2 separate regions of the Homo sapiens genome follow, and region 2 is linked to region 1. A link is an interaction called in ENCODE POLR2A ChIA-PET data of the cell type or tissue named here. Cell type or tissue: OCI-LY7. All regions are shown on one strand. Links, peaks and the distances in the headings refer to the core of each region. The heading gives the core; the rest is flanking DNA.

Region 1 (5,385 bases), core at 258-5,257:
ACTATAAGACGAACCATATGAAATTCTGGCATGGATGAGATGGAACTGGAGCACTCATACACTGCTGGTAGGAATGAAAAATGGTACAACTTTGGAAAAGAGTTTGTCAGTTTCCTAAATAGTTAATCATACACCTACTGTGTGATCCAGACGTTATACTCCTAAGTATTTAACCAAGAGAAAAGAAATCCTATGTTCATACAGACTTGTACACAAATGTTCACAGCAGCTTTATTTGTAATATCCCAAAACTAAAACAACCCAAATGTCATCAACAAGTAAATGGGTAAATGAATTGTGGTATATCCATACAAGGGAATATTCAACATTTAAAAGAATGAATTCATACGAGCATCAAGATGGAGACATATGAATCTCAAAATAATTATGCAAAGTGAAAGAAGCCAGACAAAAAAAAAAGACATACTATATGATTCCATTCACATAAAACTACAAAATGCAAAATGAAAGCCGATTGGTGGTTTTCTGGGGAGGAGTCATCAGGAGGAGCATTGTGACACTTTGAGGGATGATGGATATGTTCACTCTCTTAATTGTAGTATGCATGTTCTCCACAAGGTGTGAAAACTTATCAAATAGTACACTTTAAATATGTTCAGTTTATTTTATGTTAATTATATCTCAATAAAGCTTTTAACAAAAGCAAACATCTCTTGCCTACATAAGGATGACACAGCTCTTAAAAAAAAAAAAAGATTCCTGCTAGATTGTGTGCAGCAAAATAAAAAGGCTTCCTTTAAAGTAGAATAGCCTGTGAAGAGTGGGTGGAAAGGAAATAGAAGCCTAAAAATAGAAGATATATTTCTAATTCCATCTGTTTCTATTCAGCGATATTTGCATACCTGGCTTAGTTTGTTCTAGATTGAGTGTCTTCATTTTTTTTGTCTTGTATGTTTCGGAATTATAGCATAGCAAAACAGAGTTGAGAAGAGTTCATCTACAAAAGGTATGTTCTTTAGGGAAAGAAATTCTATTCTTACCTCTGGGCCACACATCCCATGATTCTAACAAGAACTGTTGTGAAGGGTTAAATCTATTAATCTGTCCTCTGGTAGAAAAAAAAATGAAGAAATAATAACTGATTCAGGAAGTGGTAACAGGTTGTGGATTAGCTTACAGAAAAGACCACTCACTTACTAATTACTTTCTTGGGCTCCCCACTTGTCCCAAAATGTGTGTGTGTGTGTGTGTGTGTGTCTGTCTGTCTGTCTGTCCGTAAGTGGTAGAGTCTGGAGATGGACCACAGTTTAAAAACCAAGGATTGATACCTTTTTTAAAGTTAAGAACATGAGTTTCTTGATTTCGGAATGGCCTCTGTCCTTCTTTGTTTCTTCACGTGCACTTTTTCCCAGACATATTTCCCCTTTTTGCTCTCTGCCTGCACTTGAGCAAGTTCTCCATGTTCTGTCTTTCATGCAATTTTAGGAGTGTGAGGGGAAGGTGATAATGAGGTAAAGAAGACTGAGTTCAGAGGGTTTTCAAGCTTGAAGAGGAGTCAAATTTTAAAATAAAAAGGGGAAAATGGACTTCAGGCTGGCAGGGAAGCTTGGGACAAGCTAGGTGAAATAATACAGGTAGCTAGAATCAAAAATGTTGACATAAAGGTGCCAGGCTCCTGGAACCCCAGTTTCTGCAAAGGAGTTCTGCAGCCAGCTAAATGACAGTTTTCTGGGCTCTCATGTTTGGCACCCAAGTGACAAAGAATAGCTTAAATTCCAGAATAAAACTCAAAGACTTTTTTCTTTTCTTCCAGAGCCTTCAAATTCACTGTGCTCTTAGGTTTGCCTTCTTCTGACATATACTGAAGGCAGCTAAAATGCAGTTTTCCGCATAAACAGCTCCTCGTTGTATATATGCACAGGTACCTGAAGGGTATGTCTGGGAGACAGCGCCTCGGACTCTAAATCTGCAGGTAGGAAAAAACAAAACAAACCAACAAAAAAACTTAGGTTTACTGCCACCTTGTTTCAGAAACTTAGCTTTTGAAACTTTTTGTCTTAAAGCCTCCAATCAGTAATAAATGTGGGAAGGAAAACTCAAGAAAATGTCTGAATGGTTAATGAGTAAATCTTTTTGTGAAAGAGGTAAGGAAGGAGACTTTGAGAAATTCCCCCAAGCTTCTCTCTGGCAAGAAGAGGACATTGGTGGGATGCAGGCAGTGACCTCACTAGCAGGTTCAGCAAAGAATAGGAAACTGACGAGAGAGGCATCAAAAAGAATGGGAAACTTACAAGTGGGGCATCAAAGGAGAACCGTCCTCCCAGAGCCATGGGTAGCTGGGGTTCCTCCGAGACAGCCCCATCCAGAATGGAAAACTGGAATAGGAAATTGCTTGCTGGATGAAGTCCTGTGGGGAGTAATGTTTCTGAGTTTGTGGAATCCACATGGTGGTTTTAGAATCTGAAAGTCAGTTAGTGTTGGATCCACAAAACTAAAGAACCAAAAGGTATCTTTGACATCCCCTTGACTGTTTTACGGAAACACTTACTGAAGGCTAGAGATACTACAGAGCCTGTCCGTCCAAGGTCATACACAAAATTGGTGATCAGACTAAGCTAAAAAAACAGACATTTTGGCTCTCAAACAAGAATTCCTCCAGTGACAGTTTAAACCAGATTAATTTCCCTATCAACCAATACTCCACCCCAACAAATATCCATGAACACTCACCAGATCAGCTGTGCTATTAATTTTCAGCAACTTGGCATCCAAAGACAAGCACTTCTCTTGGCTCTTTTCCCAGTTAAATGAGCCCGAGGAAAATAGGTAACAGTTTTCTCCATGCCAGATCCAGTCTTGCGGACAAGGAGCTGGGAAGGATAGTATATCTCATCAGTCAGTTATGTTTGTGTAAAAGCAGTACTGCAGTTCTTAAATCAATGATCCCCTTAGTTCTCTCACGTGCATACTATTTATTTTTGTTTTTGTTTTTGTTTTTGTATTTTTAGTAGAGATGGGGTTTCACCATGTAGGCCAAGCCTCCCAAAGTAGTGGGACTATAGTCGTGAGACACCGCGCCCTGCCCACACTACTTCTTAAGTAAAATTTTACCCAGGTTCTGCAAATACCTAAATAGCCTCAGAGTCCTTATTTCTTCATTTTTTGGGAAAAAAAAGAAAGAAAGAAAGCATACTGATTTTAGCAACCTAAATGTACTTCTCATTTAGCATTTTCACTTCCCCTGATGAAAAGCAAGTTAAGCTAGCATGTAATTTTAGAAACTGATCTATTTTTTAAAGTTGTGTTGGAAATAAAGAAAGTGAGGGTTGGGAGAACAGATATTTAATAGCCATTCTGCTATTTTTAAAAAGTAATGCTATGCATTTTAAAATTTCATATCTTTGAATAATGAATCTAGGCTTAAATACTATGTGTCTTGCTTTCAGACATGTGTTGTCTAATACAGTAGCCATATGTGATTCTTGAGTACTAGAAATATAGCTAGTTTGCATTTCTTAAAACAAATTATTTTAATTGAAACAGGGTCTCGCTATGTTGTCCAGGCTGGTCTTGAACTCCTGGCCTCAAGCAATCCTCCTGCCTCAGCCTCCCAAAGTGCTGGAGTTACAGGCATGACCCACCACACCCGGCTAGTTTGCATTAAGATGTACTATAAGTGTAAAACACACAAAAGATTTTGAAAACTTAATTTGAAAAAGAAAAAGAATGTAAAATAGTCCATTAAAAATTTTTATACTGATTAGTATTGAAATAATATTTCAAATATCTTGGGTTAAATAAAATGTGTTTCTAAAATTAATTTTATCTGCTTCTTTTTCATTTTTATGTGGTTACTAGAAATTTTAATGATATATATATATATATATATAAAAAACACATACTATATTTCTTTTGTACAGAGTTGTTCTAGGGAAAATAGTATATTAATATAAAGCGAGGATCTCAATTTAAACGAGATTTTAGAAAATAAGGAGATTTTCAGTAGCAAAATTCACAGGGAGTCCACCAAACCAAAAACAGGACTTAGACAATAGGCAAAATATACCAATGTCTACATGTTTATGGATGCTTTCAGGAACCCTCAAATCATCACTATCATCACCATCATCATCATCATCTCTCCCATCTCCTTAAGGGGAAACAAAGTACTCTGGTCTACACTACAACCAAAAGGTGAAAAATTAAAATCTTTGAGAAAGGCAGCATTTTAATTTCATTCTCACTGTGGCATAAAACCACTAAATAAATGTATAAGAGTAGGCTTTATCAGAGAGGAGAAAATAGGAGGGACTGAAAAACAGAAAAAAGTGAATGAGAAAGAGCATACAAAACACTAAGTTGATTTTTCACCAAACTGATGCTTATGAAAAGAAAAAGAGACCAAGTTGAAAGCAGTCAATGCAAGCTTCTTACTTCTTAGTTTGCCTAACCCCATCATATTATGTAAATATAAATATATGTACGTTTTTGGCTGGGGGTGGTGGCTCATGCCTATAATCCCACCACTTTGGGAGGCTGAGGTGGGTGGATCGCTTGAGGCCAGGAGTTCCAGACCAGCCTGTGCAACATGGCGAAACCCCATTTCTACAAAAAACACAAAAATTCACTGGGTGTGGTGGTGTGCGCCTGTAGTCTCAGCTACTTAGGAGACTGAGGTGGAAGGATCACTTGAACCTAGGAGGTGGAGGTTGCAGTGAGCTGAGATCATGCCACTGCACTCTAACCTGGATGACAGAGGAAGACTCTGTCTCAAAAAATATATTTAGATGTATATAAGTTTTTTGTGGACTAAAAAGACAGTCTGGGCAAGTTTTCCCAGTTATGACAAAGTAAGAAGGACACATTACAAAATGTAGTATTTAAACTTACTGTATTTCTTTGTGTGTGTGTGTGTGTGTGTACACAAAAATAAACAGAGTAAGTGATATTTGTGTTTGTTAAATTATATAACAATACAAATATCACTTACTATGTTTATTTTTTATATAATTTAACAAACACAAATATCACTCACTATGTGCCAGAAACTGTTGGAAGTACTGTACAGGTATTAACTCATTTAATCCTCACAGTATCTCTGTGAGATAGGTTCCAGTCATTTTCTTCATTTGACAAATAGAGAAGAATCTGGACCTAGATAATGTAACTCTAGAGTCTGGGTGTTTCACCACTATAACATACTACCTTTCAAACTTCTAAGTTAAAACCATTTGAGGAAGTGTTTCTCGGTGCTGCTCTCGAGACATTTTGATACAGAATCTTGAGGTAAATCTGTAATCTGCCACTTTTAACAATCTATTTACATACAGTAAAGTTTGAGAATCACCACAAATTCCATTGCTAAATGTGAAGTCTATTCCTGCAAAGGCCCTGCATCTCACTAGCTCGTTGGCCTAAAGCAAA
Region 2 (5,385 bases), core at 287-5,286, 80 kb after region 1:
TTTTTTGTTTCATTTACAACACATATTGGAACTTGTATTATTTTGAATTTGCTTTTTAACTTAAATTTTATAATTTCTTTCATTAGAATATGGTTTCCATGAGGCCAGAGAACATGTCTGTTTTTCTTTTTTCTATTTTTTTTTTTTTTTTTTTTGAGATGGAGTTTTGCTCTTTGTTGCCTAGGCTGGAGTGCAATGGTGTGATCTCAGCTCACCGCAACCTCTGCCTCCTGGGTTCAAGTGATTCTCCTGCCTCAGCTTCCTGAGTAGCTAAGATTACAGGCATGAGCCACCACACCCAGCTAATTTCGTATTTTTAGTAGAGATGGGGTTTCTCTATGTTGGTCAGGCTGGTCTTGAACTCCTGACCTCAGGTGATCTGCCTGCCTCGGCCTCCCAAAGTGCTGAGACTATAAGTGTGAGCCATTGCATCTGGCCCTTTTTCATTCACTGAATAATTTCACTACTTTACAAATATGTGTCAGGCACTAGGCTAGCAGACACACACATAATATTTGTTAAATAACCATACCTTTCTAGAAGGAACTTCCCCTTTAAAGTTTTTCTATATACAAATTGAGAAACAGGTAGAAAGAATCCACATTCTTAGAACTTATTCTTAGCAGATAATTTAATTTGAATCTCAATGAAAATGAAATTTAATAAATATGACTATTAAGAGACAATCAGAGTCATATTTTTAAAAAGTACATTCACTGACCTAATGAGTTATGATGTGTGGAGAACATATCACAGAACCAGAAACATCCTGTCCAAAACAGCCTAGCATATTTTAGTTCAACAAACAAAATGATGTGTTGAAATTTAGTTGGTGAGATAAGACAAAGCCAGCCCATTTGGGTCTAAATTTATGAGATTTTTTATCCAGAACATGATTATAATGATTATTTCACTTAGAGTTGTGTGAATCTGACCTAACCAAGGATAACAATGGGTAGGTCGAAGATCATATTTATGACATCTTGGCCCTGGATTTTTCCAGTTCGTTCAGACTTCAAAACCTTTGAAGGGAGTCTTAGGTTCTTACCTTATTGTTATTAAGATGTTCGAAAAGCTCAAGAATTCTAAAAAGCCAGAATGAGGGGATAACTTTCACCAAAGACTTTTCCTTTATCTTTTGTTGTACGTGGTCACTTAACTGTTTTAGCTTAATTTAACAAAAAAGATGAGAAAATATTTTTACAGTATCATGAGATGAGGCTTCTAATGGGCTGGTGGCCAAGGATGGGGAAAAGAATCAAGGACAGATTAAATCTCCAAAGTAAGAGAATCTATTATATAGCAAACAAACTTGTATAATTAATCTCTAGGAGCACGGGTTCTAATAAGCCCAGGTACCACAAAGATAGAGAATTGCTTCTTCTGTCCAGGCAAAAGGCATGACTAAAGGTGTGACTTGCTCTCTGGGGATGATACCAATTTGGCAGCAGCATTTCCTTCCTTCCTTCTTTCCATCCTTCCTTCCTTTCCTTCCTTCCTTCCTTCCTTCCTTCCTTCCTTCCTTCCTTCCTTCCTTCTTCCTTCCTTCCTTCCTTCCCTCCTTCCCTCCCCTTTCTTTCTTTCTTTCTTTCTTTCTTTCTTTCTTTCTTTCTTTCTTTCTTTCTTTCTTTCTTTCTTTTTCTTTCTTTCTTTCTCTCTCTTTCTTTCTTCTTTTCTCTTTCTCTCTGTCTTTTGTTTGTTCGTTCATTTTTGAGACAGAGTCTCACTCTGTTGCCCAGGCTGGAGTGCAGTGGCATGATCTCAGTTCACTGTAACCTCCACTTCCCGGGTTCAGGCGATTCTCCTGCCTCAGCCTCCTAAGTAGCTGGGATTACAGGTGCCCGCCATCATGCCCAGCTAATTTTTGTATTTTTACTAGAGATGGGGTTTCACCATGTTGGCCAGGCTGGACTTGAACTCCTGACCTGAAGTGATCCGCCCGCCTCAGCCTTCCAAAGTGTTGGGATTACAGACGTGAGCCACTTTTTCTCTTTCTTAAAACATTTTGCCCAATGCTAAATTTTACTGCTTGGTTTCACCATAGTAATCTGCTCTAGAAGAAAATTACCACAGGTGGGATTGTCAAGGTGTTCCGGGATAATCATTTCTACTTTCTTTCTTTTTTTTTTTGGAGACAGGTTCTTACTTTGTCACCCAGGCTGGAGTGCAGTGGCGTGATCTCAGCTCAATGCAGCCTCAACCTCCCAGGCTCAAGCTACCTTCTTACCTCAGCCCCCCAAGTCGCTGGGACCACAGGTGCGCACCATCATGCTGGGCTAATTTTTGTATTTTTTGTAGACACAGGGTTTTGCCATGTTGCCCAGGCTGGTCTTGAGCTCCTGAGCTCAAGCGATCTGCCCGCTTCTGCCTCCCAAAGTGCTGGGATTACAGGCTGAGTCACCATGCCCAGCCCTCATTTCTATTTTCTACATGCCTTTTTTTTTTCTTTGCTTTCATTGTTCAGCTTCATGCCATGATCTTATTCTGACCATGATGAAATTAGTAGAATAGATCTTCACTTACGTTCTCTGCTCCCAGTGACTAATGTAGAGACAAGAGTTTTTATATTATTTGAATTTTTGTTATGAAAAAATGTAAACATTAAGTAATATAGACATAATAACTTAATGAACTACCATGTGCCCATCACCCAGCTTCAACTCACTCCCCAATCAAGGTGAGTGTGTATCTCCCATGAGTGAGTAAACTACCACGTGCCCATCACCCAGCTTCAACAAGCATCGACTCACTCTCCAATCAAGGTGAAATATCAGACATCATGTGATTTTATCGGTCAGTACATTTCCCTGATTTTTAAGTACATTTAAGTCAGTACATTTTCTGTTTTTAAGTAAATTATACAGGGATTCACTATGGTGACTAGTTATATCTTTTACCTTTGTTTTTGCTATTGTTTTTGTTGCTTGCATGAATTGAGTCATTTGTCTTTTAGGGTTTTCCACAGTCTTGATTTGCTGATTGCACCTCCGTATGTAGTTCAACATCTTCTTCTTTTTTCTATATATATCCTGTGTATTGGTAGCAAGGTAGATACTTGGTAAGATTCAAGTTGGAATAATTTTATGAGGGGCAAAAAGCCCTACTATTTCATAATAAGAGTTGTGTAGTTACATTCAGAGGCATTTACTATCTAGTGTCTCTTTTATGTAATGTCAGCAGCAACTGATGGTCATTAACTAGGTCCCTTAATTCATGACACAAAACGTTGAAAGTTTAATTCAATCATTCCCTATTCATTTATTGGCTGAAGTACTTTCATAAATAGCGACTTCACCTCATCAATTATTAGGTTACTCTTTGTTACGGTTTGTATAAGAGTTTGCAGGAGAAGTACTTGATTCTTTTCTTTATCAGCTTTCTAATTAATGAATAAACTCAGGAGGGGAGCGATTTTTTACTTTCATAAAATAAAAATAATTTCAGACTTACAGAAAAAGTTGTGAGAAAGAGACAAAGAATGTGTAAATAGCTAGTCTTGACTCAGACTTCTTAAATGTTAATGTGCTACATTTGCTTTACGTAATCTTTCTTGGTTACATTTCAAAGAGAAGGCTTCTAGGTCCTTGAAAATGACATTACTGAGTTGTAAAACTGGCAATAGGTTGGAAAAGATTTACACCTCAAAGCGGCTGAGAAATAATTTATAATTGCAAGTTTTCTAAAGTAAATACTATAAGAAAAGGGAGGCCAGAGAACTATAGTTAGGAAGAAATTTGTCTAAAATTTCAGTTAAGATCAGGAGAAGGTTAAGGCTGATATTGGATAGTATGTGTGTATATGTGCATATTTGTTTATATATGTGTATGTATATATATATGCATACATGTATATGCACACATTCACATATAGAATGGATATTTTTGTACTGTTTACTAAAGTACTTTGCAAACATGATGTTCTCTTAACCCGTCAGTATGTAAGTATTTCCTCAGAAATCTGCTTGCATCTGAAAGTTCTTCCTGTGGTGTTGGAAAGCAGGCTTTCATGACATCACAATCTGAGTTGCTGTATTCTTATAGGTCATTCGATTCCTCTTGTTGAACTGGAGAAACTTCTCCCATAATTGACTGGATGACTGGATTTCTTTGTTACTGTTCTTGCTGTTTTTTTTTTTTTTTTTTTCAGAGAAGAGTGACTGTCTTGCAGCTTCTAGTCAAATGAGAGCAATATGAGAAAAATGGGATATATGTGCTGATTTTAATTTCTCATTCAACACTCCATTTTGATTTGTCTTCTGAAGTGTTGACCATGATATTTACAGTGGCATTTGAATTGTCAATGTCAAGCTGATTTCATTTTACTAATGTGGGATACATTTATAATTTTTCTTTTCATAGTGATATGAACAAAATCATTAACAAATATTAACAAAACACATTACACAAAGCGATCTTCACTTGTATCAACCTCCAGGTTGGACATAAACAGGAAAACATTTTCAATCCCTTCTCTCCTCAAAAATCCAAAGCAGCTACCCACTGTACCATCTGGTGGATAGTGGATAGTTGACTCAAAAATAAATGAAAGATATGGGAGTGCAGATATATCTTCAACATATTGATTTCAATTCGTTTGGATGTATACCCAGAAGTGAGATTGCTGGGATCATATAGTAATTCTATTTCTAGTTTTTTGAGGAGCTTTCATACTGTCTTCTGCAAATGGTTATACTACTTCACAACTGCAACCACAATGTGTAAAGTGTTCCCTTTTCTCCACAGCCTCACTAATACTTATCTTTGTTTCTGTTGTTTTGATAATAGCCAGTCTGTAGGAGTGAAGTAATATCTTATTGTGGTTTTAATTTGCATCTCCCTGATGATTAGTGATGTTGAGCATGTTTTCATATCCTGTTGTCCATTTGCATGTCTTCTTTTGCAGCATTATTTACAACAGCCAATATATGGAAGCAATCTAAGTGTTCATTGGGATGAATTTTAAAAATGTGGTATATATACACGGTGAAATACTATTCACCCTTAAAAGAGAAGTAAATTCTGTTACTTGTGACAATATGGATGAATCTGGGGGGCATTATGGTAAGTGAAATAAGCCAAGCACAGAAAGACAAATACTGCAAGATCTCATTTAAATGTGGAATCTAAAAAAGTCAAACTTCTAGAAGTAGGTTGTTACTAGAGACTGGGGGAAAGAGAATGGGGAGATGATGGTCATATGGTACAAAATTCCAGTTTAGGCAATGGGAATAAGCTTTTGAGATCTATTGCACAAAAAGTATGTGAAGTGATGAATATGTTAATTAGATTGATTTAATCATTCTACAATGTGTACATATATCAAAACATCACATCAAACCCCCGAAATATATAAAATAATTTTTCGGTTAAAAGAATAAAACAGAAG

Evidence for each region. Peaks named below come from ENCODE experiments on the same cell type or tissue, not always from the same donor. Only the 100,000 strongest peaks of a DNase experiment are listed, where the experiment ranks them.
Region 2: POLR2A ChIA-PET joins it to region 1 with 5 read pairs; 2 of 35 experiments call an interaction of 5 or more read pairs at or near these places.

The regions. Positions count from the first base shown.
Region 1 is chr12:10,158,095-10,163,479 of GRCh38, forward strand. OLR1 (oxidized low density lipoprotein receptor 1) reads right to left here. Exons shown (of 6, transcript NM_002543.4): 4 at 2,692-2,831; 5 at 2,253-2,368; 6 at 207-1,927. The coding sequence ends at 1,786. Among named protein-coding and RNA genes, the nearest start is that of OLR1, 11 kb to the right of the region's middle. In OCI-LY7, for the core only: CTCF peaks have their summits at 625 and 830; a DNase peak (open chromatin) is centred at 807; H3K4me3 peaks cover 859 bases; H3K27ac peaks cover 1,227 bases.
Region 2 is chr12:10,237,948-10,243,332 of GRCh38, forward strand. It overlaps a transcript of KLRD1 not described here. Among named protein-coding and RNA genes, the nearest start is that of GABARAPL1-AS1, 26 kb to the left of the region's middle. In OCI-LY7, for the core only: no CTCF peak of the experiment used is centred there; no DNase peak of the experiment used is centred there; H3K4me3 peaks cover 806 bases; H3K27ac peaks cover 1,580 bases.